Regions from separate parts of the Mus musculus genome. Here all the other regions are linked to region 4. The links are chromatin loops, found by intact Hi-C in ENCODE. Cell type or tissue: left cerebral cortex. All regions are shown on one strand.

Region 1 (5,000 bases), 120 kb after region 4:
TCTAAAGTGCTAAGAGTTTTTCTCTCTTATATAAAAGGACCCTGATTTTGACTCAATAAATAGTAGTCACCTACTATTTGTAAGGCACTATCTATATACTATTACTACAAAGTATGTATGTCTATATATTTCAAACAAAGTATATAAAGTATATACATAAAGTGTATATACACACACTATATATATATATATATATATATATATATATATACATACACATACATATGTGTATATATAGGTACATGTGACTTTGTAGACACAAAAACACTTGGTAGTAGCTAGTCAGAACAGTGATATACTAAATGTTAGTAGTCTGTCTAAGCTCCACCCAACAGTTACCTGGAAACAGCCAGGTATGCCTGACTCACTATAAAAGGGGCTGCTTGCACTCTCCTCTTGCTCTTGTTCCTGCCTTTCTGCTCCCCTTCACTCTCTTCCCATTCCCCATCCCCTTCTCCCCTCTCTCTCCATGTGCTCAAGGCCTGCTTCTACTTCTCTTCCTCTTCTTCCTCCTCCTCTTCCTCCTCCTCCTCCTCCTCCTTCTCCTTCTTCTTCTTCTTCTTCTTCTTCTTCTTCTTCTTCTTCTTCTTCTTCTTCTTTCTCTCTCTCTCTCTCTCTCTCTCTCTCTCTCTCTCTCTCTCTCTCTCTCTCTCCCTCTCTGACTTTCTCTGCCTCTACTACCCTCTTGACTCCCCTCCCCACACCACCGACCTGTGGCTGGTCCCTCAGGGGGAAGGGATGCCTCATCATGGGCCTGCCCAGGCACCCCCTTCCCCTAATACCTCCATAAAACATACCCCCTCCTTTCTTTATCTCTTTATAAACACATCACTAAATGTGTAACACCTGCCATTTAAGCTGTTCTTCTGATCTTCATTTTGGCCTTGGGTAACTTGTCCTATTACCTCATGCTTATCTTTCTTGTTTGGGCTTTGACTCCACATCTATCCTCCAAGTGCTTACTACTAGATTGCATAGCAAGCTTCTCTCTCTCTCTCTCTCTCTCTCTCTCTCTCTCTCTCTCTCTCTCCATTGTCTGTTACCAGAGAGCTACTTCTAAACATCACACAGATGCAGACATTTAACAAGGCTGCAGTATTTCTCAAAGCAATCTCCCTTTGTACAATGTTATTTGTTCTTTTGTTTTTGATGGGGTCTTTCAAAAGCCAGACTGGTTTCACTCATTTTGTCGGCAAACACCTTGAATTCAGGGTCCTCCAGCCCCCCAAGTTTGGTGTGCTGGGATTAGGGAAGTGGCTAGGTTATTACACCAGGTCTATGATGTGGTGGGGAATCCTCAGTTCAGGACTTCATGCCTGCTAGGCACACTACCAACTGCGCCCCACCTCCAGATGCCTTCCGGGCAACCGTTGAACCAAGTGAGCCGACAGGGGAGGTCGCTGATCAAAGAGTCTTGTTAAGAGTTTGAAGGCAGAAAAGAGTTCTATAGCAAGCCTGGAGATTCTATCCAAAACCAGTTCTCAAGAAGCTGCTGGGCAGTGGACCGTACACGGCAGATGCAAGGTTAAATATAACCAAAGCATCACAACTTACACACAGATCAAAGAACCAAAACAATCCCTGAACCCTGGCCACCGCAACGCCTGCTGGGCACGCCTGCAGACCCAAGTACTGTGTGCACATACTCCCCCCACCCCACCCCCGGGAGCCCGCCCCGTCCCTTCTTCAGTCGCCCCAAGCTTGATCTCAGGGACGCAGCTGCCGCCAGGTGCGTTGGGATGCCCCACCCTCTCCGGTTGGAGAGCAGACAGACCGGTTCTACTTGTCTTGCTAAGGTGAAGACAACAGACCGACTACAGACAACTGAAGGCGGGCGAGGCCCCGCTGTCTCCCTCCTCCCTCGCATCCTTCTAGCCTCTCTCTGAACTTTTCTACCTGACATTCGCGCTACTAGCTGAAAGCGAGTCCCCAGCCCAGCAGCCTGCCGAGCACCGTCTCCAGCGACGGCTGCGAAACTGTTCGACTCCAAACACAAACACCAGCCCCTGACATGTTTTAAGAAACGCTCCAGTTGGATGAGTGCGGAACCAAAACAGACCAAATCGGGAGGCAGGGAGGGAAGGCAAGCAATTGGCCCAATTCGGTTGGAGCAGCGGGGCTCGTGTTACACTCCCTTTGCCAGTTAGCGTCGTGGGCGTTTGTTGCTGTGTTAATTACAGTTCTTCCCGGAGTCGGAGGCGAGAACAGCCCTCGTGGAAGCGTTTCAAGTGGAACGCTCCACCAGGAAGCAAACAACTGCTTTCCTGCCCAGCTGGGAGGGATTCCACCCGGCAGCGAAGGGCGGGGCTGCGGGCGCGTCCTGCCGGGCTGTGCGCACGCGCACTGCGGGGCTGAGCGCACCTGCCTGCGGTTAGCATCGCTCTGGCCACCGGCTCCGGCGGCGCCCGGGTGCAGAGAAGCCAAGAAGGTGCAGCGGAGCAACGGCTTCTCCCCACCCCCCCTCCCACCCCCACGGGGGGACCCAGTACTCCAGGGAGCCCGTGCTTTTCCCAGCCCCCCCCCCCGCGTTCTTGTTTTCTCTGGAGTTCCTGGGGAGTCAGTTCTGTTTTATCTTCTCGTGGGTGGCATGAGGATGGGAACAGGTGGCTCTGAAGGAATCGGGAACAAACCCGAGATAGCGCGGCAGGGTGGAAAGTACACGGCCTTCCAGATACAGTGAGCTGTCCCAAACTGGCTGCCCTTCGTCAAATATGTGACCTTGGGCAAAGTTGTTTCACTTTTTCTGAAAGGCTCCCAGAAGCTCGTACGTAACTTCACAAGAGGAGGTGCTTGTTTGTGCTATTGACTCTATTGCTGGAACACACACGTCACTATATAAACGTCACCTGTAGAGAAGTAAGCAGGGGCTGGGCACATAGTTCATTTGGTAGACTGCCTTCCTAGCAAGCACTGTGCTTTGTGTATGGGCCTCAGTACCACATAAAATCTCGAGTCCTCTCAGCGCAGGGGGTGATCAGGAGTTCAAGGCCATCCTTAACAGCACAGAGGCCAGCAAAAGCAAAACACAAACAAACAAAACCTTTTTTTTTTTTTTTTTTGGTTTTTCGAGACAGGGTTTCTCTGTATAGCCCTGGCTGTCCTGGAACTCACTTTGTAGACCAGGCTGGCTGGAACTCAGAAATCCGCCTGCCTCTGCCTCCCAAGTGCTGGGATTAAAGGCGTGCGCCACCACCTTTGTTTAAAGGCTTCAAACAAAACCTTTTAATGTTGCCATTCTATACATGAGAAAGTTACTTCCTAAAGATGTTAATGAATGTATATATATATATATATATATATATATACATATATATACACACACACACAAACAGACATACATACACACACATATGTATACATACACATATACATACATATGTATATGTACAAATACACACACATGTATACATACAAATGTATATATATATATGCTATTTTTGTTTGCATGACTATAGGACATAAACTACAAATGGCACTAGCTGAGAGCAATGTGTCCTCCATTCATTTGAGAATGAAGGGGCAGAGAGGAAAGGGTCTTGGTGATTACTGATATCCAGCAAAGGCAGCTGAATAAGCAATAGGAAATAGGATGTGAATGCCAGCATCAGCCTCGCCAATCTGTTACAGCCCACACATACTTAAATACCACTAGGTCAGTGTGGGCTCAGCAAGTAGGGTCGTGGAGCTGAGCACAGTCACAGTCACATACCTGCTCCATATCTCTTACTACAATACTTACCTGGCAGCTTTCCCCCATTTCAGAAGAATGCTTTCTCCCCCTTACAGTGCTATTTGGGAATTTTACGAATAAAATTCTTGGAATCAATTCAAAAACTGCAATCCAAAAGCCATGGTGTGCACTTGACACTGCCACTTAGGCACACTTAAGGCCTGGCGTAGACACCTAACATAATACATGGGAAGTGCTTTGGAATAAAAACAGGAGTAATGATATTTTAAAAGGATACCATACATGTTTTGATTGTCATCATAATCTTCCTGAGGAAATTTTGCCATTAACACATGACTCTCAGTTTCACATCGTTCTTGGTAAAGTCATTTTCAGAACAGTTGTGGGGACTGAATAGGAAAGGCACAGCCCAGAAATCAGGCTATACTGTGTGTGGCATAATCTCTGCCTACAAAGAACTGCTGTGGAGGTAGGGTCAGTTATTCGTGTTCTAAAAAGAATGGCTTACTCAGTTTTCACCGGGTCAGTCAATGCCAGTTCTTGGGGATAGTTTGGATTTGGCTGGGGATCTGGAACCAGTCTGCCTCGGGTCAGCTGCCTTCATAAAAGATCAGTACAAATATCAAATTTGTACTTATGATAACCAAGTCTATCATCGTACATTTCTGTAGGTTAGAAATCTGACATGGTCTGTCTTATTGTGTGAGACTTCAGGCCAAATTCATTTCTTCGTCTTCCAAGGGGCACCTTCCTCCCTCTGGAGAATCAGCAATGACATCTCAAATCCATAAATCGAATCGTCTTGAGAGCTATCTTCAATTCCCTCATCCTCTTTTAGGGACCCATATGATCTCATTGGGCCCATCTAGGTATCGACGCGAAGGATAATTTCCCTATTTTAAGGTGCCCTGATTAGCAAACCTAGAGTCAATTGCATCCCTAATGCCTCTTCAAAATTTAATCTCCTGTGTCTACAGGTTCCTAGGATTGGGGTATGGATATCTATGGGAGGCCACACATTCTGCTCATTTTGGTAGCCAACACTGCATTAATTCATAAACATATACTAAAGGCTTCCTCTGTAAAGGCACAATTAGCAGGGAGGTACAGGTCCCCCAGATCTGTCACTTACTAAGTTAATTAACTGCCTAGTTAGGTTGATTTGGGCAAATTATTTAACCCGTTTAACCTGCAATGTTCACATCTGTAAAGTGAGGGTAATGATAATACTTACCTTATTGGATAATACTTACCTGGCATGTGCCGAGCACTTAGAAGTTTGAGGCTGTCATTATGTGTCATGAGGATT
Region 2 (5,000 bases), 140 kb after region 4:
TCAGGTTGCTGTAATTAGCTTCTGTCTGGCCTGCTGGAGCAGCAGCAGCAGGCCTCTGCTTCCCACTGCCTGTGCAACAAGAACACACTGAGCCCAGGGCTCTGGGGGTGCTGCTGCCCAAAGCAGTTGACGTTGATGCTTCAGGACAGATGTTGGCAAGGCCTCTTCCTGTGCTGGAGAAGGAGGGTGTTGGGCCTTTTTGATTTGAGGCTGTGAAGAGTCACCGAGGGAGCTACTGGTACGGCAGGGACAAAGGCAATCCCGATTACAAGGAGCTGTGATGGGGGCCGGCTCAGAGACAAGCAGTAAACATCTTTCTCTTTGGTTCCAGGGCTAAGGCCACCTGGGGTTCAGACTTCCCAGGAGTCTCTGGGCTACGTGAAACCCCTTCTGAAACCTTACGCTGTCAGCAGAGTCAGGCTCCTGCGACCCCATCACTCCGTGCATGTCCTTTTTCACCCACGTGTGGCTGGCTACCTTCTAGGTCCTGGACCACCTGTGATCGTGTCTCAGAGCCTCCATTCAGTCCTTGTCCTAGCTCGGTAACTGATGGGTTGCCTGTTCCTCAGAATGGTTACTTTTCTTTGAGGATTATATATATATATAATTTATATATGGGATTGGATTACAGTTCGTGTGCATTGCTACCATATGACCTGCTCGACTTCTGATGAATCTGATCATAGTGGGGTTGATAGCAATAATGCAGATAACAATTATTTGTTTTGTAAAGTTCTTTTGATGTTTCAAAGCAAATTGTGTTTCACATCCCCCGACCCCCTAGAACCTGCTTTGGAAGCACATTCATCAGTTTCCTCACGCAGGTCCTGGGAGCTGTATCAGTCAGGGCTCTCTATAGGAACAGACCCAATAGAAGGACGATATATTAACAGGACCTAGATTAGGTTGGCTTGTTCAATACGGGCAGGGTAGTCCAACATTGCTGTCTTCACACTGGAGAAACTGAGACCCAGCAGGTTGTTCAGTCTGAGCGAATGGGTGTCTGCTTGGTCCTAATCTAACCCTGAAGGGCTGGAGAATGATTTCTGGAGCGTCACTAGTCTTCAGTCCACGTTGGAAGTTTGAAGAAGCTCAGGGAAGGATGGCAGTAGCAGCAGTAGGGTAGATGAACACCTGAACAAGACTCAAAGCAAGCAGGCAAAAAGCAGAACTGATTCTTCTCTTATGTCTCATATATAGGGTGGGCCTTCTCATTTCAGTTAATGTAAGCATAGTTTCTGTCTGCCCTCCACAGGAAGGCGGTGTGGAAAGTAAAAATAACATGGGTCTTCTTACCATTTATTAGCTCTGTGTGTGACGTCTGACATATATGACAGTTTCCTTGTCTTTACTGTAGGAATAATGGTAGTTCTTTTTTTTTTTTTTTTTTTTTTTTTTTTTTTTTGGTTTTTCAAGACAAGGTTTCTCTGTGTAGCCCTGGCTGTCCTGGAACTCACTCTGTAGACCAGGCTGGCCTCGAACTCAGAAATCTGCCTGCCTCTGCCTCCTAAGTGCTGGGATTAAAGGTGTGAGTCACCACGCCCGGCAGTTCTTTCTTTTTTACGATTTATGTATTTATTTTATGTATACAAGTACACTGTAGCTATACAGATGGTTGTGAGCCATCATGTGATTGCTGGGAATCGAACTCAGGTCCTCAGCTCGCTCTGGCCCTGGTCGCCCTGACCCAAAGATTTATTTATTGTTATATGTAAGTACACTGTAGCTGTCTTCAGACACATCAGAAGAGGGCATCAGATCTCATTACAGATGGTTGTGAGCCACCATGTGGTTTGCTGAGATTTGAACTCTGGACCTTCGGAAGAGCAGTCAGTGCTCTTAACTGCTGGGCCATCTCTCCAGCCTGTGGTAGGTTTTTTTGTTTTTGTTTTTTTTTCATCTTAGTGAACATGGACCTTCCATGTGATCCCCTTAAATGCCAGCCTTGAAGTGATCACCCTGAATGTGTTTGGGGGCTTTATCAGAACAGCCTTACACATCATGAAAGGTTTTGCAAGCTCCGACTTGCTTTAGTCCTACAAGTGAGGGAACCAAGGCTCTCTGGAGATTGTGAAATTATCACATAGAAAAACTGGGGTTGGGAGCCAGCCCTTGTTCAGACGCCCTACTTGCTGTACAGCCTCATTGGAGCTTGTGATAAAGAGTGGGAGCTTGTCGGGCATGGTGGCGCACGCCTTTAATCCCGGCACTTGGGAGGCAGAAGCAGGCGGATTTCTGAGTTCGAGGCCAGCCTGGTCTACAGAGTGAGTTCCAGGACAGCCAGGGCTACACAGAGAAACCCTGTCTTGAAAAAACCAAAAAAAGAGTGGGAACTAGAAAATCCAGAAAAATGAGCAGAAGAGTTGAAGGCATTCTGCACATGTTCTGGGCTCCTTTTTATTTTCAATTATAATACATACAATTGAATTATATATGTTATTATATATAACTATATATCTATATTTCACATACATACAAACACATGTATATTTGAGACAGGGTTTCTTAGCCCCAATTGTCCTAGAACTCTCTATTTATTCGGGCTTGCCTCGAATTCACAGAGATCCACCTGTCTCTGCCTCCCCAGTGCTGGGATTAAAGATGTGTACCACCCCACCTAGCTATATGGTTACTTTTAATAAGACATTTACATACACCAAATCCGGAAATACACACCCATATCATGATTGCACGTAAAATACTTTGTGCTTCCAGTCAATTCTAGCGTGACGTAGTTGTATTCAAAGTTTTCCTCAAGTGAAGGAAGTGAAGGCATTCTGTTCACGGAGGACGCTTTCAATAGCTTTGAGAAGCTATTTGAGAAGCATTGTGAGACTGATTGGGTTTGCGTCAGTGCCCTCTGGTGGCAGATCCTGGAATGACCATTCCCATTTACTTCTTACAAAATCGATGTGTAGCTAATGAAATACAAAAACCATAACAAAAACAAAACCGAATGTATCCAAGATCTTTCTCCCACTTTTTGTTGAGATATTAATATTAAAAGTCTGGCCTACTATTTTTACCACATAAAATATGTTTATATACGTTCAAAACTATAAGAAAGAGTTGATTTTTACACAAATGTTCAACTCTCAAATACAGTGTCCGTGTCTGTGTGCTTGCTATGTGTCCCTCACATGACTGCAGCGATGAAGTTAGTGTTTGCGTAAACAAAGGGGCTCCACGGGCATGTGGCTATGTCACCTCTATGGCACACAGGAGGCAGGAAGCTCCTCTTTGCTTGCTGCGAAGAATGAAGGTTGATGATACTGGTGCCGTGAACTTGGGTCACCGAGACTTCACACAGCCATGCCCACAGAGCCTGACACAGCTCCTTTCCCCCAGAGACTCCCTTTCCCAGCCTACATACATGGGTATTCCTGAAGAGGAGCGGTCTTATAGTCACTAGACATAACGCCAGCTTGCACATCGTCTGGGATCACTCTTGGGCCCTGACTTCTCTATGAATTTGCTCATTGATGATTAACCTGTTCAAGACTCAATCTGCTTCAGCTCTGAATTGATTAATGTTGTTAACTCCTATTGGCAATTCCATCTCCTTCTCTTGGACACCGAAGTGTGTGAGAAGCTTCACAAGTTGAGCCTCTTCATTCACAATAAACTGTCCATAGAAGGTTGAGAGCGCAGTTTCCCAGTGGCCATCTGCAAGGCCACATCCTGGAATTTATTCTGTTGAGTTACATTTGTGTTTAAAGAGGCATGCATCCAAATTTTAATTACAAGATTAAGAATAGCTTTACAAAGGAGAAGAGACCCTGTCTAATACTTACATGTGATTTAACTAAGTAGGGACTGAATGTGTACATACAATCAAATGAAACAGTTGTTAAGACACGTTGAGATGGATGTGTCAATATTCCCATAACATGGGGCTGTGTTACACTGCTTAATTTCCAAAAACAAAAATAAATTGCAGAGCCGGCTACATAGGAAAAGTTACAAAAATTTGTATATTCACAGGGAAAACAACTGTAAACTGAACAGGTTATATTTAGGATATATACATACATATATACATATATATCCTCCCTGGGTGACCCTAAACAACAGCAGGGTAGACAAGCAGTCTATCTTCCTGTGGCTCTTCATATCTTGCCCCTAAACTTTGCCATAAGCCTCCAGAGATAACATCATGGCCAGGAATTCACAGTGAATAAGATGATGTAGCCCAGTAAGCATGGAGTAAGTTAGGATACATATATATTATATTATATATATCATATATTATATTATTTATTGTCTTAGTCAGGGTTTCTATTCATGGACAAAACATTATGTCCAAGAAGCAAGTTGGGGAGGAAAGGGTTTATTCAGCTTACACTTCCACATTGCTGTTCATCATCAAAGGAAGTCAGGACTAGAACTCAAACAGGTCAGGAAGCAGGAGCTGATGCAGAGGCCATGGAGGGATGTTCTTTACTGGCTTGCCTCCCCTGGCTTGCTCAGCCTGCTCTCTTATAGAACCAAGACTACGAGCCCAGAGATGCCACCACCCTCAAGGGGACCTCCCCCCTTGATCACTAATTGAGAAAATGCCTTACAGCTGGATCTTGTGGAGGCACTTCCCCAACTGAAGCTCGTTTCTCTGTGATAACTCCAGCCTGTGTCAAGTTGACACAAATCTAGCCAGTATATACATTTATATATTATATATTATACATTTATATATTATATTATACATTATATATTATATAATGTATTCTGTATTATATAATATATTACATTTTATATTTTATATGTATATATATAATAATGTATTTATAGATACATATATATCCTCCTTGGGTGCTTTTTTAGAGTCACCCAAGGAGAATATATATGTATATGTATATAAACATTTGTGCTTGCAATAACACTTGGTGAAAGAAGAGTCCATGAATTTGAAGGAGAGTGGGGAGGGGTATGTGTGATGGCTTAGATGGAGGAAAGGGAGCAGAGAAATATTGTAATTATTTTATAATTTCAGGAAGAATAAT
Region 3 (5,000 bases), 130 kb after region 4:
ACCCCATTAAAAATGGGGTTCAGAGCTAAACAAAGATTTCTCAACTGAGGAATACCAAATGGCTGAGAAGCACCTGGAAAAATGTTCAATATCCTTAATTATCAGGGAAATGCAAATCAAAACAACCCTGAAATTCCACCTCACACCAGTCAGAATGGCTAAGATCAAAAATTCAGGTAACAGCAGATGATGGTGAGGATGTGGAGAAAGAGGAACACTCCTCCATTGCTAGTGGGATTGCAAGCTTGTACAACCACTCTGGAAGTCAGTCTGGAGGTTCTTCAGAAAACTGGACATAATACTACTGGAAGATCCAGCAATGCCTCTCCCGATAATGAGAACACATGCTCCACTATGTTCATAGCAGCCTTATTTATAATAGCCAGAAGCTGGAAAGAACCCAGATGTCCCTCAACAGAAGAATGCATACAGAAAATGTGGTACATTTACACAATGGAGTACTACTCAGCTATTAAAAACAATGGATTTATGAAATTCTTGGACAAATGGATGTATCTGGAGGATATCATCCTTAATGAGGTAACCCAATCACAAAAGAAGTCATTAGATATGCACTCACTGATAAGTGGATATTAGCCCAGAAACATAGAACACCCAAGATACAATTTGCAAAACACAAGAAAATCAAGAAGAGGGAAGAGCAATGGGTGGATACTTCATTCCTCCTTAGAATAGGGAACAAAACACCCATGAAAGGAGTTACAGAGACAAAGTTTGGAGCTAAGACGAAAGGATGGACTATCCAGAGACTGCCCCACCCGGGGATCCATCCCATAATTATCCACCAAACCCAGACACTATTGCATATGTCAGAAAAATTTTGCTGAAGGGACCCTGTTAGAGATGTCTCGTATGAGACTATAGCAGTGCCTGGCAAATACAGAAGTGGATGCTCACAGTCATCTATAAGATGAGGCACTTGGGAGGCAGAGGCAGGCGGATTTCTGAGTTCGAGGCCAGCCTGGTCTACAGAGTGAGTTCCAGGACAGCCAGGGCGATACAGAGAAACCCTGACTCAAAAAAACAAAAACAAAAAACAAAACAAAACAAAACAAAAAAAACAAACCCCAAAAAAAAACAAAAAAAGCAGAAATAAGATGGAACACAGGGCTCCCAATGGAGAAGCTAGAGAAAGCACCCAAGGAGCTGAAGGGGTCTGCAACCCTATAGGTGGAACAACATTATGAACTAACCAGTAACCCCAGAGCTCGTGTCTCTAGCTGCATATGTCGCAGAAGGTGGCCTAATCAGCCATCACTGGGAAGAGAGGCCCCTTGGTATTGCAAACTTTATATGCCCCAGTACAGGGGAATGCCAGGGCTAAGAAGTGGGAGTGGGTGGGTAGGGAGCAGGGCGGGGGGAGGGTATGGGGAACTTCTGGGATAGCATTTGAAATGTATATAAAGAAAATATCTAATAAAAAAAGAAAGAAAGAAAGAAAGAAAGAAAGAAAGAAAGGAAGGAAGGAAGGAAGGAAGGAAGGAAGGAAGGAAGGAAGGGTCTCTATGGACCTAACTAAATGTCATATGAGGTGAGCCCTAATCCCCTGACTTGTGTTCCTATCAGAAGAGGTTTGGACAAAGGCACACACACACACACACACACACACACACACACACAGCAGGTAGCAACCATATGAACTAAGACTGTGGGAAGGTGAGAAAATATAGTTCGGTTGTTGAAGTCACTTAGTTTATGGTGCTTTTGTCTTGGTGACCCTAACAAACCAATATGCTTCTCTAGGGGCCAGTGCCTTTTGGGCTCCTACTCATGGGAGCTGAGACCACTCCAAAGTGACCTTGTTCCAAGACTTGCATTTCACCAGGGCTCTGGCCTTCAGTGTCTAGAGTGTCCGGGGTGTATTTGATGGTTTTGAGAAATATTGCTCTCGGTGAGTGGAAGTAGTGTGGTTCTTTATCTTGGGAGACTGTGGTGTCCAAGCTGCCCAGTGAGGATAGGGTGTGGTCAGAGGAGCCTTCTGAGTGTGAAACTTACAGCTGTTAGTTCACTGTCTTGCCACCTGTTCAGAAGGCTGGCTCTGCCAGTGGATTGCTTTATGTGCTTTCCCCTGAAGCCAAGCTCGGGACAGAGAGAAACAATTATAAAGGAGCACGTTGTGGCACGTAATTAACTTCTCTTTGCACTTAATAACCATTCTGAATCTTATTTGGGTCTTGTGTTTTCAGATACAAAGCAAAGAATTGTGAGAGGTGAAGGCCAAGTCTGTACTTAAACTAGCCTGTGGAGAAAAACAAAATACAGCCACACATTCACACAACTACCCCATAAGGGTGAAACAGAATGACCAGGGCTTAGAAATCCTGACTCCTGTCAGCACAGCTGGACAGGTTCCAAGCCTGGCCTTGTGGACTTTGGTGACAGTGAGATATTCAGATGAGGACCATGTCCTCAGTGACTTCTTTGTTCAGTGGAACTGGCCTTTATGATGTATTGAAGCAGTGTTTATGAGAAAGATGCTGATGAACTAGTTCCCATCTTCCCCTGGGACTGTGAATGAGAGCCATGACTCTTGGAAAGAGCTCGCTAGCCAACGCCATTTCTGACTAGGTTGTTCTCTAACTCCCTCTTCTGGGAGGCTGTGGTACTACCCCAAGTTTTTCTCTGTTCCACTAGTGGGATGATTGTTCTTGTGCCCAGTCCTATCAATAGATGGGGACTTCCCCAGGACGAGTCTCATGTTTCATTTGTCTTTGTCTCTGATTCAACTTCTAGCTGGCATCAGGTATCCCTCAGTGGCTGAATAGAGTAGCTGGCTAACCCTTTGTCCTTTAAAAATATTTTGGTGTTTCTCAGAGACTAGAGGTGTGTGTGTGTGTGTGTGTGTGTGTGTGTGTTTGTGCATGTGGGGGAGGGTGGTTGGGGGTGAGGGAAAACTATGCAGAACTGTTATTGAAAATTACTACAGTGGTTGTATACAAGATTCTATCTATCTATCTATCTATCTATCTATCTATCTAATTTTGAAACAGGTAAAGCCCTGGCTGGCTCAGAACTCCCTACAAAGACCAGACTGGCCTCATACTTGGAATGATATTTCTGCCTCTGCCTCCCAAATACGGGTGCTACACTCATCTAGATTTCATTATTTTGGATACTAAGGTATGTGAATAGTGTATTTGAGTATCTAGGCTATGGTTACCAATTAAGCCACAGTTATCGACTGACTAACAAAGACCTGGAAACACAGGTTTACGTGAAGTAAAGCACTGCAAAGTAGGGTAGGGAGACAGTAACGTGGCTAGAAGGACGTGTACATAACCCAGGGAATCTAACTCTTCCATAGAATTTACAGGACGGGCAGCAGCACAGCTCTAACTCACATTATACGTCTGTTCACTGATTTCTATCTCATCTCAGGTGCTCTGTAATGCTATCATTATGTTTATATTTTATATATTTATATGTTATATGTAACTACCATGAGTATTGATCCCTTAGTTTTGCACAAGGGGAACCTTGAGTGCATAGACACGTATGCATTTGTAAACTTCATTGTATGTCCTAGACACTGAGCTAGAGTACATCAATGACAAGGCACAGAGAAGCCTTACCCTTCTGGGACTTCCCTGCTAGCCGGAAGGTGAAATAGAGGAGGTAGGAAAGATGTAACCACGGTCAAGGTGGAGAGTACATCTGCGCCCAGGCGAGGTTTGCAGCTCGCACAGTGGTCAATGTACCGAGAAACAAGCACCCAGCCCACCAGTGTCGGTTCTCAGTGCTCTATTACAGCAACCTTAAGGTGTGAGGTTATAATTGTTCCCCGAGAGTAGGCACCTGGTTCCTGAGAGCACGGTGAAAAGAACCAAAGAACCGGGGAGGCTTCTTCAGAGCAAGTGCAATTACCTGAAACCCAAAGCTTGGGTAGGCGTTTCCGTAGGTTAAATCAAAAGGGAGGAGGAAAGGCAGAAGGAACCTAAAGTGGAAAGGTCCAGAGGTGAGAACTCACGCGTTTCTTAAGAGTTAATTCTGCCTGGGCTTTTGAGGGAGTCATGAGAACGGGAAGGCAACCGAGGGTAGCTCCTGTGGGTTGTCAGTCAGACTCAACGTGGAGGCAAACAGGAGAGGATTAAGGAAAAACTGGTGTGAACAAAGCATAAGCAGGTGCAGGCTCGAATCCACCAGCCAGAAAGAGGGGACGTGGAACTTGAAGCCATGTCCGACTCAGGAGCTCACCTGTGACCACTGCCCACTACATCAAGAACCATCACGTGGACGAGTCCATCCTTTACCTCACCGGGAGATCTTTTAGGATCTCCCTGGGACTGCAGCAGGTCCCGGAGAAAGGAGATACATTTCCATTCCCCCTGTTCCTCTTGCCTGGGCGGTGTGGCGCTTGTGCCCCCGAGCTGTTCTGCAGTAGCTCTCCAGTTCCTGGGTTGCTGCTCCCGGTTTTGTTTTGTTTTTTCTTTCTTCCCGTTTCCAGAGTTAACATTGTTCCTTGCAAGTCTCTGCCAGGTCTGCTGGTGTGCAGAGGCTGCCTGCTTCATACAATCGGGGGCTTTCAATTGTCCTCCAGAGAGCAGGCAGGCGAAAACACCAGCCTCCTTCTTGGGCAAGGGGTAGGTGCTGGGCGGCAAAGAGAAGCGTCCCTGCGTCTTTCCTGTGTGTTCTTGCTGGGTGGGTGTGAGTGCATACGCGTGGACTTGTTTCCCATAGTGTTCCCCTATACCACTTGCTGAGTGGTTCCATCACCACTGATACTTAACTAGAAATATGCACGATCTTATATGTTGGAACCTTAAAATGTTAAAAATGCCTTGTGGTAAACAAACGTCTTTAACAATTACTCAAGAGAAGTCACAACAGACCTTACTCGTTTTTATACCTTCAGTGGAATGGCTGGATTTATTCATGTTTTTCTTTGCACATACTGTATAGCACACAGCTAAGGACATGGTCTCTCCCAGACTTCTTCAGTTCAAATGATAACTCTCACAGTGTTCAGCTGGCTGACATTG
Region 4 (5,000 bases):
GTGTTTTAAACCTCCCAAAGATTCTAAGTGCAACTTAACTTCTATCCTTTGAAAGAAAATAGGTTTCATCCTTATCTCCATGTACGCTCAAAAACACTTAGAATTCTTTGTATTCTTGCACCCGTTTAGGCTAAAAAGTATCCAGAGAGTTTTATGTAGTCATTTAAAATTATCCTTACATAACAGATACAAATACAAAGTGTCGGAGTAAACCTGTCAAGTTCTTTCTACTTGGTCTTTGAATAAAAAGTCCATGTGCAACACACTCTGTCAAACAACATAAAAGCTCCTGGGCGGGGATGTGCAGTGTGCACAACGCTAGGGTTTTCTAGATTAAATATACATGTGGACGGTTTGATCCTTTTACAAAGGAAACCAGTCTTTATTAACTTTCCAAAACGTCCAAACAAGTTTGGCAGAGAATTACCACTGTAGCCGTGTCTGAGTATTTACATTTGTTTCACTAACTGAAACTACTTCCTCCCTTCATGGGGTCACAGGGGGAAGAAGGGGGGTTGTTTGTTTCACTGGGACGTTCCCCACTCCCGGACCGGGAAAGTTGTAAATATGGGGGACGATCGGGGCACATTTGCTGATAGTTGTATTGTTTCCGCCTCCTCACTAGCTACGGCTCCTCTCCCGGGCGAGGCCTGTCACCGACCAGCAGTCGCTCCGCTCAGCCCGGAGCTCTCCTAATCCCCGAGCTCAAGTAGATTCCGCTGGCCCGCGGCCTGCACTCTCCGCCGGGCCTACGCCTCCCCGGCCGCCCGGCAGGGAGCCCGGTTCCCCGTCACCGAAGCCGGCCGGGAGAGGCTACGAACCCCGCCGCCACCGCCGCCGCCGCCGCCACCCAGGGTGGCTGCCGCCGGAGAGGAGCGAGCGAGCGAACTCACTCTCTCGACTCGCCCCGTGGAAGAGACCCGGGGCCGCTGAGGAAACGGCGGGGAGGGGAGCGAGGAGGAGAAACGCTGAGGGACCTGGCGCCGGCGCCACCGCCGCCACCGCCGCCGCCGAAATAAAAGAGCAGGAATTTACCTGGGCGAATCGGCGTCTGAATCCGAAGCGGAGGCCGAGGCCGCGGTGGCAAGAGAGAGAGAGCGAGAGAGCGAGACTATAATCCGGGCCGGGAGGGGGGGTGGCTACGGCTCCTCTTCCGTCTCCTCAGTGCGGGGAACATGTAGAGCCGGGGGGAGAGCAGCCGAGAAGACAAATCGCGGCTTCTTCTTCGTCCTCCTCCTCCTTCTCCCACATAGAAACACTCACACAAACACCCGGCCGGGGGCCCCGAGCTACCGGGGGGGCATCGCCGCGGGCCCGGGAACCAATCCTCCTGGCGGCGGGGGCGTCCCTCCCTGGCGGCTTTGCTGGTGTCGGGTGAGTCGGTACCGACGGAGGGAGGGAGGGACGGGAGGGCGGGCGGGGGGGAAGGAGCCCAGTGTGTGTGTGTGTGTGTGTGTATGTGTGTGTGTGTGTGTGTATGTGTGTGTGTATGTGTGTGTGTGTCTCTCTCTCTCGTTCCGTCTCTCCCTCTCAGAACAAAATGCCGACCGGAAGTGCAGCTGCAGGAATGACTCCCTCCGCCGGCGCCAAACACTAACAACCACCCCCTCTTCCCTACTCCACTTCCGCCGCCGCCACCGCCGCCGCCGCCACTCGGGCTCGCAGCTCTGCCTCAGCGCGCCGGCTCCCGCGGGCTCCGGAGGCGCGGCGGCGGCGGCGACAGCGGCGGAGGCAGCGGGAGCAGCAGCGGCGGTTCTGCTCCGTGCCCTTGTCCTGTGCAACGGACGGCCGTGGATGCTGCCCGTGGGGTCGCTTCTGCAAGACGGCGTCTACGCCGTTGCTCGGGTGACCGGCTTGATTTTTTTTTTTTTTTTTTCCTTTTGGTCCCCCTCGAGGCGACAGCAGCCGGGCGCTGGTCCGCTGTGGTGGCGTGAGGCCGGGATCTCCCTCTTCTCAGGCGCTCCGGGCCTCATAGCCCCCCACCCTCAATCCCGGAGAAGGCGGCCAGCCGAGGCCGCGCTGCTCTCCCTGACTGGCCGGCCCCGGGCCCCGGGGGGAAGCCGAGCTCCCGCTGCCGGCGGGTTGGATGCCGACCTTTCAAACGCTGTTCCCGCAGCCGTGATGGATGGATCGTCCCGGGAGCGGCCGGATCCTATGTCTGTCTGGGTTATTTTCTGCGAAGAACACAGTCCTCGGAGGTGAAGACTCCCAGCCTGGCTGAGTTGGAATCGTGATCGTGGTGGTGGTGGTGCATTAATTTCTGGAAATACGAGAGGGCTGCTGGACTTGCCTCTTTTTTTTTTTTTTTTTTTTTTTTTTTTCCTTTTTGGCGGTGGTTTTGATTGCCTCCCTGGTAGTCGGGATAAGGCCTGTAGGCGACGCTGTGCAAGCAAGGAGCCGGTCGCTCTGGCGCTGCGATCTAGGTGTGGGTGGAGCCCAGGCCATCCTGACGCCGGGCACCGGAGCCCCGGCACCGGCGCACTTCAAAACATCGTTTTCCTCTGTATGTTGAAAACTCAGAGGCTCTGGACAAGGCTGGAGTACAAAATGTGAATACGAATACAGTACCGTACCCGATGGTAGTGTCTTACTGTAAAACCGGAGGGCATTTCATCGCCACACAGTTTTCTGTTTGCTTGCTTGTTTGTTTGTTTGTTTTTGTATAAATTGTAAGGGGGCTAATTCTTCAGGTAAAAAGTGCCAGTAGGTAAGCACATTTTACTCAGGAGGAACCATATTATATTTTTTTAAATAAAATAAGTTGTCAGCGTTAATCGTTTGCTTGTCTATGCACTGATGTATAGGACAGCTCGCCTACAGGTTATTCTTTTGCTTTAGAAGTCACTGGGGGTGAGGTGTTAAAGATTTTGTCATTTCTGCACTCCTGACACTAGATGACTATCGCGACCAGAGGGAGTAAGTCAGGGCGGTGACTTCGGCCCAAGGAGTCCTGCAAGTGGGGGAAAAGGTCCGGGCTTGATATCCGTGCAAATAGAACTAAGCCTCGCCATGCTTCTGCCGTCCCCTTCCCCAGAGTGCCCCTGGGACTTGGCGGCGCCCTCGTCATCAGGGTTTTGCCCCATGTCACCCTGGTGCCTCCAGCACTTCTGTTTACCTTCCATGTTGGCGGCGTCGTTCTCATTTTTTCCTCCGGGCTTTCTATCTCGTCTGGCTCTTTTTCCCCAGTAGCCTTCAGGGCTTCAGGAAATGAAGTTTAACTTTCCTTCGCAGGTGTTCTGCATAGCGCGCTGTGGATGGCTCAGTCACTCCCCTCCCTCACTTCTGAACTCTACCCTTTACTATGAGTTTATCAATACCTAACAGAACTTTTATGAAAGACGGTGAAAACTGGAAAAATGTTTAGATGGAACCGAGATAAGGTTATTAGAGGTCAGGAGAAAGCTCTCTTCTAGACATTCGAAAGCTCATAAAGATGATTGCTTTTAGGTTTCTCTAGATGGCATGGCAGAGGCCTGGACATTTGTTGATCACGTGGCCTTGCCCCTAGTGGGCTAATTCATATTACTCTAGTGACTCACAAAAATGCATTCTTAATCCTGTCTGCCCCCCCCCCCCCCCTTTCTTGCAAATACATGCAAGACTGACTGACTGACTGAACCGAAGTCTAAGAATTTGATTGGCTCGGCTCAGATACAGCAGCATTACTGGAAAAGTTCATTCAGCAAGTATTTATTGGTGACCTAATGCATGCCGGGCACTGGGATTCAGAGAGGGTGTGGAAAGGACTTCGGTTACTACTTAATTATGCTGTCAAAGCAAAAGCTACAGGGATTTTTAGATTTTCTGAAATACAGGTTCTGTGAAACATGAGGGAAGCCTCGTGTTGGTATTTTGCTCACCGTTGGGGTTGACGTCTCTTTAGATTTACTTAGCTTACTGAAAGGCATTTTGGAAAAGTACAAATGTAAGAAATTTTATTTCCCAGTAGCTGGAGAGTAGATCTTAGAATTTAATATAGCAGTGGGCTGGAAGCTGTACAGTAAAGACTTTATTTAGTTCTGTTTCTTTTCTTTACATGTACAGAATTTTTAGACAAGGATACTGTTTTAGTAGCTATTTTATACCCAAATAATTAAATATTATTTGGTAGAGTCAATCTGCACCGTATTAATTAGTTTTGAAAACAGATTTTAAGTAACTTCCAAGTGGCTTAGAATCTTCCTCATGCGTTCCGTTTCCCACGGAAGCAGATTTATTTACCCTCCTGCAAACTTCCTTGAATGTTACTGGTGACCTAGTGATTGTGCATGCTTCAGTAGAGACAGTTGATATGCTGTTGGGTACAAAATCTTGGCATGGTTTCGGCATTTCATCTAAACTAATACAATTTTGCGTGTGTGTTCTTATGTGTGAGAGTGTACACGTGTGTGACAGGAGCTGTCCACCTTACTTTTTAAGAGGTTTCTTCCAGGGACTTGAGGACCTGTGCTTAAAGTGAACTAGCCAGTTTAAAATTCTCAGGGAGCTACTTCTTTTGGCTTCCCCAGTGCTGCAATTACACATGGGCACTACTATGCCCACTACTATATCCAGCTTGCTGGGGACTCAAATCGGGTCCTTATGTTTGTATTTTACCAACTGAGCCATCTCCCCAACACCTAAAATTAATAACTTTAATTTATTCCCTCAAAACCTACTGAAGATTTATTAGGTGCTAATTAGCTCTTTTCTAGCCACCTCATATAAAATAAGGAATGAAAGAAGACAAGGGCTCGCTTTCTTTGAAGGGTCTTCCGACAACAGAATTAAATAATTTCAGGGTTTATGAGTATTTCTTCACAGAATCAATTTGTATTTTGCTCGCCTAAATTTCAGATCCCTGTTGTTTTGAGACAGCCCCTCACTATATAGTGCAGGCCGGTCTTACTATTCCCATCCTCCTGTCTCAGCCTGTCTATTGCTGAAATTTCTGGTATGGACCACCACACAGTGGATCCAAACTGAGACCTTCCATAGACTCAGTTGCTCTGAGAGTGATG
Region 5 (5,000 bases), 63 kb before region 4:
ATTTTATGACCAGACTTGGGTTTCATCCTCAAAGTACTTCACTACGTATATACAAATATTCCCAAACTAAAACAAAACAAAACAAAACACCACACTCAAACATTGAAATACACAACAGCTTTGACACCAAGCATTTTGGATAAAGGCTGATAAATCTGCAAAAGCAGAAACTAGAGGAAGTGAAGGAACAGTGTAGAAGGACGTCTGTTTTTAAGCACTTCTTACCTGCCAGGCACATATATGTATCTTTCCCAATTATAACATAAGAAGGTTATCATAATGATTATCTTTATTCTCCAGATGAAAACTTAAGTCTTAGGACCTGAATAGTTATGGCTACAAGAGTTAGGATCTGAACTTGAGTATTCCTTTTCTTTCATGCTTAAGATATCTATCTATCTATCTATCTATCTATCTATCTATCTATCTATCTATCTATCTATCTACCTACCTACCTACCTACCTACCTATTTATGTATTTTGAAGATAGGATCTCCTTATACAGCCCAGGCTTGCCTTGAATTCAACAAGCTTTCTGCTTCAGCAAGTGCTAGGATTACAGACCTCTGGTGCCACAATTAGCCTGAATAAAGGCATTTCTAAGCCAATTTTATATTCTTGGGCATGAAAAAGGCTATAAAGCAAGGATGCAAGGATACGACAATACACTACACTGCTAGAGCCTCGCTGAAGAATAGACACATGTCTGACGCTGTACTTCAAAATCGTCACTGCTATGTCATTATATAACATTATTTTCATCTTTGATCCAAAATTCATAAATATGGACTATTTAAGTAATTGATGTTTTTCTTTGTTAATGTAAATTTGGGGGGGGGTGTAGGAAAGCTAGCATAGTTAGGGCGAGGGAGAGGGCTGAATTGGAAAGCTGTCTGTCTGCATGGAAGCCGAGCACTGGGACAGGCACAGGTGAGCAGATCCTGGAGGGAAGAGGAAGCAAAGTCTAAATGGCAAGCTCAAAGGTCACTAAGAGATCCTGCTTCAAAATGTGGGGACAAGTTTTGAAGAAGACATCCCTTTATCAACCACTGGTCTTCACACACATCTGTATGGGCAGGACTCACACAGGCACACACATACACCCTCATATATTTGATTACTCTAGTTAATATTATGTTTAATTTTATAAATGGCCTCAAGTCCATTTGAAAACAAGGTGCAGAGGTAAGTAAGTAAATCTACCCTGCACTGTGTGATCATTTCACACGAGTCACAAGAGTCTCCCTTCAGATTCTCCTTCCCATCTACTACTCAAGACCGGATTCTTTTTCGCATTTTACTCATCGCAGATGAACAGATCTTTCTCAAATCCTAGCTCAACATCAAAGTTATCAATCAGCACCTCCTGTGAAAATCTATTTCCTTTCCAACATTTTGCTTTTCTAGAATTCCCAATTACCATCATGAAGTAACAACAGTATAAAATGGGACAGAGCTATTTGGGACACCTGCTTTACCTTTAGTAGCTCCCTGCAATCACCACACTACATACTGAGAATGTTTATGTATATATGCCTAAACCATGTAGCTTTATGTTACTATGTATAATGAACTGTACAGACACAACGCAGAAGCGTACACTTACGCTACTGAACTTATTATAGAGGGAAAAGTTACCACTAAGCAAGTCAGGTTGGGATTGTCAGTTTTCCAAGAGCAGTTTAAAAAGAAGTTGTGCTTGCTAAGGAACAAAATAATAAACACTTGCTTTCCTGACACCCCCCCCCCCAATTATTTCATGTGAACTGACTTTAAATAGTTATAGCTGAATATAGTTAGGATCAAGTAGCTAGACAAAAGCCTGGCCATCTCAATATATAAACATACAAACTACATCAGGAAAAACTAGTCTTGAATCCCAGAGTAACTTTGAAATTTATAGAGTGGAGTTTTGGGATGTAGCTCAGTTGGTAGAACCATTGATGAGCATGCATGAAGCCCAGGATTCCGTCCCTAGCACCTCAAAAATAGGGTATAGTAAGCACATACTAAAACTGGGAAATCAAAGAAGCCCTCTGCTACACAGAGCTACATGAGACCCTGTCTCAAAATGATAAGAAATTAAATTAAATTACAAAGATTTCATAGAAGATGTGTCAAAGTGCTACTACAGTTTAGTTTGGTAGTCTATCTTCCCCCCAACATAAAAATAATTTGTCCTTTTAATACTGCAAAAGAAATATGTGCTCTGCACCCCCTAATTAAGACTACTGTAAAAGGTTTCTTAAACAGAGATGGTATTAGAAGTATAAAATAAAGCCACTATTTTATTTCTTTCGAATTAAGTTCCAGTTTTAAAAGTATAACAGTAAAGACTTAACTCTCAGGTTTGAAGCAAAACCTGCTTGAATGATAATCTGCAATCTAAGAACGCCACAAGAGGGCACACTTTCAACTATTGTAAGTGGGAAAGTAAAAAACTTAATAAACTACTGTGAGGAAAGTTGGCCAATTTTTTCCAAACTGATGACTCAACATCATTAGAAAGCAAGAAGTGATGAAGTGTGTAATGTTTTGTTTAAGCACTCACACAGCGAAACTTTTTTTGATGCATGCAAAATTAAGAAAAACTTAGATATACAGTAACTTCTGTATTAATATTAAATTACAAGTAGTCTTAGCCTTGTGGTGGCATCTAGCTGTCTTAAGAGTCATTCCCTTTTCATGCCTAACCTCTGGATATGGTCTTTACAGGTTCACTCTCCCCTTTGTTGTTTCAGCTAATCTCATCCCTGTTGGATCCTGGGAGCCATCCACCCTTCTCAAAAATTCTAACCCAGAATTGCTCCTGTCTAAAGGAAATATAGGGACAAAGAATGGAGCAGAGACTGAAGGAAAGGCCATCCAGAGACTGCCTCACCTGGGGATCCAACTCATATGCAGCCACCAAACCCAGTCATCATTGCCAATGCCAAGAAGTGCTTGCAGACAGGAGCCTGATATGGCCGTCTCCTGAGATGCCCTGCCAGAGCCTAATACAGACTCGGATGCTTGCACCCAACCACTGGACTGAGCACACGGTCCCCAATGGAGGAGTTAGGGGGAGGACTGAAGGAGCTGAAGGGGTTTGCAACCCCATAGGAAGAACAACAATATCAACCAACTAGACCCCCCAGAGCTCCCAGGGACTAAACCACCAACCAAAGAGTACACATGGAGGGATCCATGGCTCTAGTCCCATATGTAGCAGAGGATGGCCTTATCATCAATGGGAGGAGAGGCCCTTGGTTCTGTGAAGGCTTGATCCCCCAATGAGGAAAATGCTAGGGCGGTGAGGCGGGAGTGAGTGGGTGGGTGGGTGGGTAGGGGAGCACCCTCATAGAAGCCGGGAGAGGGGTGAGATAGGGGACTTGTGGAGGGGAAACCAGGAAGCAGGAATAACATTTAAAATGTAAATAAGTAAAATAATCAATAAAAAAAAAAAAGATCCTCCTTTCTCACCTCCCCCTCCCTCTTATATTTTGGAGGCAGATTCTCAATATCTGCCCTAGCTAACTTTTAACTCAAGAAAGCACTGTCATGCCCACCTTTGACTTACAAACCTTTACAAGAAACTGGCTACTTTGATTTTTGATCATAATATGGCACAGATTTGTACACAGTTCATTAATTAATACATCTTACTGGGACAACAAATGGGATCAGATTCAGATATTTTAGTAAATTTTAGTTAAAGAAATAAGATCAGGGGCTGGTGAGATGGCTCAGTGGGTAAGAGCACCTGACTGCTCTTCCGAAGATCCAGAGTTCAAATCCCAGCAACCACATGGTGGCTCACAGCCATCCATAACAAGATCTGACCCCCTCTTCTGGAGTGTCTGAAGACAGCTACAGTGTACTTACATATAATAATAAATAAATCTTAAAAAAAAAAAAAAGAAATAAGATCAAAGCCTGAAGAAATGGCTTAGCAGTTAAAAACATTGGTTGTTCTTCCAAAAGATCCCATGTTTGATTCCCAGTATTCACATTGACGCTTAAAACGATCTTTAATTCCAGTTCCAAGGGACCTAATTCCCTCTTCTAGTTTCCATGGGCACCAGCCAAATACAAGGTGTACAGACATGCATGTAGGCAAAACATCCATATACATTTAACATCATTAAGAAAATTACCCCTCACCCCCCAAAAAACTTTGAAAGACTACAGACTATGCACAAAACCATCATATATTGCATGCACATAATCTCTCTCTCTCTGATCTAAAGATACCATTCAAGCAAGCCTTTTGTACAATTTTTCTTATTACTGAATCATTCTAATCAGCAAGACATATGTACCTGGTATTAATGTTCCATATTCCCAATGAAACAAAACAAAAACCTGATTCCCCCAATTACTACTTAGTAGTCCTATTTATTTTCACAAGGTTCTTCAGCTGTCTATCCTCATCTCAACTTTTCTTGAACATTTCTATATTCACTCACACCATTTCTCCAAATGCCTCACAACAGTCAGTCATCAAAACGACATTGTTAACTCAATGAACAAGCAAGCCGCAGGCCCTCATCACTTGTCCCAACATTTACAACTGACCATTCTCTTCCTCGTCTCCCAAAACAACAGTACAGACTGTGCATGCTCCCTCCCTCCTCCTGGATTCCTACTTTGCTCCTCTGCATCTTCCTGCCCTCATTCCCCTAGAGATCTCCTTCAGGCTACAGTTTAAAAAACAAACAAATCAGCACTTCTATGCTGCTAACTCCAGTTAGTACGTACAACTCTGATTTCTACACACTTCAACTGCCTATTTTTCGTGTGTGTGTGTGTGTGTGTGTGTGTGTGTTTAAGTGTAAATCTAGAGTGGAGGCTAGATACAGACTTTGAGAACAGTTTGTATAAAACTTTTTAAAAAAGATTTATTTATGTATATGAGCACTGTAGTTGTACAGATGGTTGTGAGCCCATGTGGTTTCTGGGATTTGAACTCAGGACCTTCAGAAGAGCAGTCAGTGAGTGCTTTTACTCACTGAGCCATC

Evidence for each region. Peaks named below come from ENCODE experiments on the same cell type or tissue, not always from the same donor. Only the 100,000 strongest peaks of a DNase experiment are listed, where the experiment ranks them.
Region 1: a loop joins it to region 4, with 5 times the contacts of the local background. A loop is called at or near these places in 18 of 42 quality-filtered maps.
Region 2: it touches region 4 in a loop (5-fold over the local background); 37 of 42 quality-filtered maps call a loop at or near these places.
Region 3: it touches region 4 in a loop (4-fold over the local background); 33 of 42 quality-filtered maps call a loop at or near these places.
Region 5: a loop joins it to region 4, with 4 times the contacts of the local background. A loop is called at or near these places in 21 of 42 quality-filtered maps.

What each region holds. Positions count from the first base shown.
Region 1 is chr15:8,567,087-8,572,086 of GRCm38, forward strand. No RefSeq gene overlaps it. Among named protein-coding and RNA genes, the nearest start is that of Gm46508, 13 kb to the right of the region's middle. In left cerebral cortex, no CTCF peak of the experiment used is centred here; DNase peaks (open chromatin) are centred at 2,183 and 2,637; H3K4me3 peaks cover 1,406 bases.
Region 2 is chr15:8,587,083-8,592,082 of GRCm38, forward strand. All of the region lies in intron 1 of Gm46508 (a long non-coding RNA gene), which reads left to right. Among named protein-coding and RNA genes, the nearest start is that of Gm46508, 6.9 kb to the left of the region's middle. In left cerebral cortex, a CTCF peak has its summit at 2,874 (motif pointing left); a DNase peak (open chromatin) is centred at 2,859.
Region 3 is chr15:8,575,151-8,580,150 of GRCm38, forward strand. No RefSeq gene overlaps it. Among named protein-coding and RNA genes, the nearest start is that of Gm46508, 5.0 kb to the right of the region's middle. In left cerebral cortex, a CTCF peak has its summit at 2,609 (motif pointing left); a DNase peak (open chromatin) is centred at 2,582.
Region 4 is chr15:8,443,090-8,448,089 of GRCm38, forward strand. Nipbl (NIPBL cohesin loading factor) reads right to left here and starts at 1,374. Exons shown (of 47, transcript NM_027707.3): 1 at 1,036-1,374. It overlaps LOC102634078, which reads left to right. Exons shown (of 3, transcript XM_017316813.1): 2 at 626-875; 3 at 974-2,774. The coding sequence ends at 2,202. In left cerebral cortex, CTCF peaks have their summits at 771, 1,009, 2,376 and 3,484; DNase peaks (open chromatin) are centred at 725, 1,570, 2,160, 2,393 and 1 more place; H3K4me3 peaks cover 4,534 bases; H3K27ac peaks cover 2,226 bases.
Region 5 is chr15:8,379,998-8,384,997 of GRCm38, forward strand. The region is part of intron 1 of Nipbl (NIPBL cohesin loading factor); the gene reads right to left. Among named protein-coding and RNA genes, the nearest start is that of Nipbl, 62 kb to the right of the region's middle. In left cerebral cortex, a CTCF peak has its summit at 2,393 (motif pointing right); a DNase peak (open chromatin) is centred at 2,416.